Regions from separate parts of the Mus musculus genome. Here region 2 is linked to region 1. Evidence: chromatin contacts called from ENCODE Hi-C or POLR2A ChIA-PET data. All regions are on one chromosome and are shown on one strand. Each heading gives the region's core, a stretch centred on a gene start or an enhancer-like site at or near the end of the contact. The rest is flanking DNA. Distances are from core to core; before and after follow the strand shown.

What was found. A loop is a pair of places that touch in the nucleus more often than their neighbours do. ChIA-PET counts read pairs that join two places held with the same protein, here RNA polymerase II (POLR2A).
Region 2: a loop to region 1 is called in a map of heart, with 2.5 times the contacts of the local background. The contact joins the enhancer-like site here to the promoter of Fndc3b in region 1. A Hi-C loop is called at or near these places in 1 of 37 maps with a recorded cell type or tissue (heart). POLR2A ChIA-PET finds 5 or more read pairs at or near these places in 1 of 5 experiments (Patski).

The regions. Positions count from the first base shown.
Region 1 is chr3:27,709,193-27,711,719 of GRCm38, forward strand. It overlaps Fndc3b (fibronectin type III domain containing 3B), which reads right to left and starts at 1,260. Exons shown (of 26, transcript NM_173182.3): 1 at 1,154-1,260.
Region 2 is chr3:27,630,039-27,632,565 of GRCm38, forward strand. All of the region lies in intron 2 of Fndc3b (fibronectin type III domain containing 3B), which reads right to left. Among named protein-coding and RNA genes, the nearest start is that of Mir3092, 46 kb to the left of the region's middle. Within about 2 kb of position 1,258, at least 1 of the 3 ENCODE cell types and tissues checked has a DNase peak (open chromatin) inside an H3K27ac peak, as active enhancers do; it is heart, where a contact is called at or near this core.

The sequences.
Region 1 (2,527 bases), core at 10-2,509:
ACTTTACCCTCTTCAACAGCTGCTCCCAGGGAGCCAGGAAATTTACTGAACCCAGTCTTTACTGCATCCACAGTCAGCCTCCAACGAGGAGCGAACCAACAGCCCCCACACCAGTCACAAAACCAGGTCAGAGTTGCTATGCATGCATGCGCTGTGTGGCATAACTCAAGTTCCCAGGGTCCCAGCCGATACTTGGAGATGCGGGAGCGCCACGCACTCAAATCTGAACAGAGCAGTGAAATTTTGCTCAAAACCTGACTTTCTTTTGTACTGTTTTGTTGTTGTTTTAAAAAAGAATGTTATTCCAGAATGGATTCCTTTTCTTCCGGGTCTGTCTGCTCCTACTAACTCTCTGCCACAACCAGGGTGCCTCCCCTTTCCCAATGCCCCACCTCTTGCCACATTTATAAAAAAAAGAAAAAAAAATGGCACATTCCCTCTCCCCTAGCTTCTCCTAGTAAGGCCTGGAAACTGGAGGAAATTCAAATCAAATTAGTTGCACATTAAAAAATAAACAGACAAGCAATCAAGGGTGCCCACCCAACAAAAGCCCTCGCCAGTTCCAAAATATGATTAAGCCTGGGAGGGAAGAGGGGGAGGGGGACTAGCCGGGATGGAGATAAACGTGTGCATTTTTGGCCCCAGCGTCAGCCTCATCGCGGCCAAATTCTACATTTTGTTTAAAGAAAACGCTGGGCCTGAGAGAAAAGAAAATAAAAAGTTGTAACTTTTAAGGAAGTCTGCAATCCGCACTGTCTGGATAAAATGCCAGTGCTTCCTTCGTCTGGGATCGCCGGGTGGGAGCCGAGATTCGAAAAATCTCCAACCCCAGCCGTTCTCTCCGGGAAGGCGCCCGGCCAGCGGCGCCGCCCGGCGGCCCAGCCAGGTCTCCCGGGACGCTCGCAGAGTCCCCCAGGCTCCCCAGGCCGGGCGCTGGGGACGCTAGGCGGTCACGGCCCCGGGCCCCGGGCCCCGCTTTCCGCGAGGACTGACAGGCCCTTCCCACGGCAGCTCGTTCCTGCCTGCCATCCGAACCAGACGGTCCCCGCGGCCCGCCCAGCCCGCCCGCCGCCTCGGGGCGCGGATTCCACCCGCTGGGTCTCCCGGCCGCCCCACCCCCGGCAGGGGCGCCCCTCGAGCCTGACCGACTGACCCGCGCTCCGCTGGCCCACACGCACCGGGTCGTCCTCTGCTTCCCGCCGCGCCCCGCTCCCCCGCCCGAGCCTGCAGCCGCCTGGCTCGCCGAGTCCAGCCGCGGCCGCCGGTTCCCGCCCCCAGCCCGGGGGGAGCCCAGGGGGCAGGACGGGGAGGGAGGACGTGGCGCGCAGAGGTGGCCAGAGGCGGGCGGGGAGTGTCCCCAAGAGGCCCCGGCGGGGGCGGGGGCGACCGGTCGCCCAGGGACCCTCCCCGCGAGCATCCCGGGTCCCGGGTCACAGCCCGGCACCCCCAAGGGGGCCAAGGCAGCCCCGAATCCCAGCTCTGCGCGCACGCACGCCCTCCTCCCTCCACCATATGGAAATCTACAGCCTCCCAAAGTGACACGTCGAAGATTCCTCGGCCTGGCCGCGCGCCCTCCCCCTCCCAGGCAGCGGTCCTGCCGCGGGGATCTGGGCGGGGGAGCGGATTCCTCGGAGCGACGGCCCGGGGAGGAGGGGAACTGCGAGCCCCGCATCCTCCGCTTTCTTCCCGAGCGAGCGGGGGCTGGAGGGGTCGCCCCCTACCCGGCCGGGAGCTTCGGGCAGCCGAGCGGTCGGGGCGCGACCGGGACTCGGCAGCCAAGTTTTCCTCGGGCATCCCCGAGTGCTCCGGGGCCGGGAGCGCACTCGTGCAGACTCGGAGTCCGGCCGGGCTCCGAAGCGCAGGGACCCGAGAGCGACTGTGGGTGGCACGTCCCCCGGCAGCCCGCCGCCGCTCCCGCACGCCTTACCTCCCCTCAGGCTGAAACGGGGCTCCGGGTGCCCGCAATCCGGGTCGCCCACGCCGTCCCAGCCAGCCGCCCGCGGGATCCCCGCCGTCCCCTGCGCCGCTCCCGCCGCTGCTCTCCGCCGCCTCCTCCGGCCGCCGCCGCTGCTCAAATAACTACCAGGAGGGTTTGATGGGGGATTCCGCCATGTCAATGATGTCGGGACCACATGGGGATTCGGGCCCCGCCCACTGCCGTAAGCCTCCCAGTACACGCGCAACTACAAGAGCAAGCTCGCGGTAGCTCGGCGAGGCCTCCCTTTACCATAAGCCAAGCCAGGCTACACACAGCGGGGCTTCTCTTGTCTGAGCTGAAGAGAACTGGGAGACTCTGAATGAGATTCTGGAATCATCACTGCAAATGCAGTATTTGCTCAGTAATTACTAAAGCTGACTTGTTATTTTTCACTTATAACACATATTTCCTTTTCCAATTGTAATTCCCAGAAGAATCTTTCAGTGATTTTTTTTTTATTCTTTTAACTTCCCACAGCATTTTGCATAAGCAAATTTTATGATACCAAAATTTAAATGTCTATTGTCCCTTTCAGTTCCGGCTAGACAT
Region 2 (2,527 bases), core at 8-2,507, 79 kb before region 1:
GCGAGCCATCAATAAAGGGTTGCTGACTTGTGAATCCAGGAGAGGGGTCCTATCTGGCTGCTTTGTGTTTCAGTTCTTACTTTCAGATATTTTGTATTAGTATCTTAATTGAGATTAAGCAACATACCATACAGTTTATGCACGTGAAGTATTTTTGGTACACTCACATAGTTGGTACCCATGACGCAAAACATGGTAGGAGATTTCCAACACCCCATCTTCCTCAGTTCCTCCAGCCCTTACATGTACTTCTGGTCGGTCTCACGGTGGATCTTATTATACAAAGACAAAAATACCACAATGCAAAGGAATCCTTTCACTTAGCAATGAGTTGTCCAGGCTGTCCATGTCATCTCATTCATTTCTTTTTCTCTCCTACGTAATATTCCATTTTTAAATATACTACATTTGGCTCATCTTTTCATCAGTTAATTTACATTTGATTTGCTTCTAAAACTCTTGGTTGTTCTGCATAATTGTGCTCTGAATATTCATAGTCCAGTTTCTGTGGGATACTAAAGGCCATTTCTCTTGAATATGTTTGAGATAACATAACGTATAATTAAGGTTTTTGGAAGACTGTACAGCAGAAGCACCTGGCACTGTAGCTGTCCTCTCAAAGCGCACTGAAGATGTCAACTCAGATCCCTCAGGATGCTTCAAGCATTCTTAACTCTTTGATAGGTTACCCACCATACGTGGAAGAAAGACCTAAACAGTTACACATATGGATACCCCAGAGAAAAACGTTTATACAAATGGATACCTAGGATTACAAAGTTTAAGGTTGGGTGTGCTGCCAAGTCTAGCATATGGAAGGTGGAGGCAGGATCAGGAGGTCTAAGCCAGCCTTGGCTACAAAGTGAGTCCAAGGATAGGCTTGGCTACATAAGACCCTGTCTGTGGAAAAACAAAAAACAAAAAACAGAGCTAAAGTGTTGGGGATGAAGATATGCTATAGCAGTAAAAATTCATCCAACAGGTTCAAGCCTGTCACCGTGGAGGTGGGGCTTAGATACAATGCTGTCCAGTTAGTTTTCCTTTTTGTGTTAGAGTGCAGGGGCCCCCTCCCTAAGGAACGGATGGAAGTCCAGACACGGTACACTCCTAGTCTCAGAAGCACAAGGACCTTCTGGCATGCGAAGGCCAACATGCACATCACCAATCCGCCTGATTCCTCCCTCTCTCTGCACTAAGATCAAATTCAGGACAGACACCAGGCTCTGCGGAGTGCAAAGGAAAACTGTGACAAAGATTTTCCAGCCTCCCTGCCCCTCCTCCCCACGAGCCCTCAGTGCACACAAGCACATAGCTGATTCTCTGCACATCTAATTTGGGGCCAGCTGATGTACCATGACATCAGTGCAGCACAGTGAGCCAAGTTTAAACTCCATCTGGGACAAATAATGTCCAGGCCCGCTGGGACTTCTCTTGTTTATATACACTGACTAAAGATGTCTTGGTGGTAAATGAACCAACTCTCCAGACTTATTTCCCAAGGCATCCAGAACAATATTCTGCACCCTGAAGCAACTCCCTGCTTAGAGTTCTTTCCAAGGCTGTGCGTAAGTGATTTTTAACAGAACACATGATTTTGGAACATGTAATTAACATCTTGAGGAGAGTCAAAGTCCAAGCAGCCCTTTCTTGATCTGAAACAAAGAGAATGAGGAACCCGCTAGCGAGTGGGTGTGGTGAGGGTAGGATAGTTCAACCAAACCCCACATGACACTGAATCCTACCTCCGCGGAAGACCTGCGGCCTCCTGAAGACCAGCGAGGAAAGCTTTTAAGGTACAGTGGCGTGGCTGAGAGGTCACGTCCCTTCCTTTTGAAGACCAAAACCCAGTTTGTGTTTTTAGCCTGGCATTACATAGAGGAACCATTACAAATTCAGGAAGAAAAACAAATCACCTAATATTCAAGTCTTTTTTCTTTTCTCTCATTTCTTGGGGGGGTGGGGTGCGGTGGGGTCAGGGGTCAGAAGATGGAGTTTCTCTTGTAGCCCTGGCTGTCCTGGAACTCTGTAGACCAGGCTGGCTTCAAACTCAGACATCTGCCTGCCTCTGCCTCCTGAGTGTTAAGATTAAAGGCATGTGCCACCACCAGAACCCTGGCTAGTTCCAAGTCTTACACAGAGGTCTCCTGAGTCTCCAAACCTGCCTCTACTGTGACTCGCCTCTTAAGTGAAAATGAAGGGTGGGTTTGGAAGGAAAGCAGAGGTGAGAGGCCCCTGCCCACTCACCCACACCCTCAAGGAAGAGTCCCAGTTCGCTGCTCACCAGAACTCTCACAGTGCTGACCTCAAAAGGGAACTGCTGACCATCTCAGGGAAAGAATCATTCCTTGTAAAACTTCTGGGACCCGACAGAGACCTGGGCTGGAATCTGAAAAGCCTTGATTCCCACTTCAATTCCAAAGGAAAAATCAAGCCTCCAGACACTCTCATTGTGGCTTGGATCTCATGTCGCAGAGCCAGTCACTTAGTCACTTGCCAGGTCTTGAAAATAACATAGGGATCCTAACTA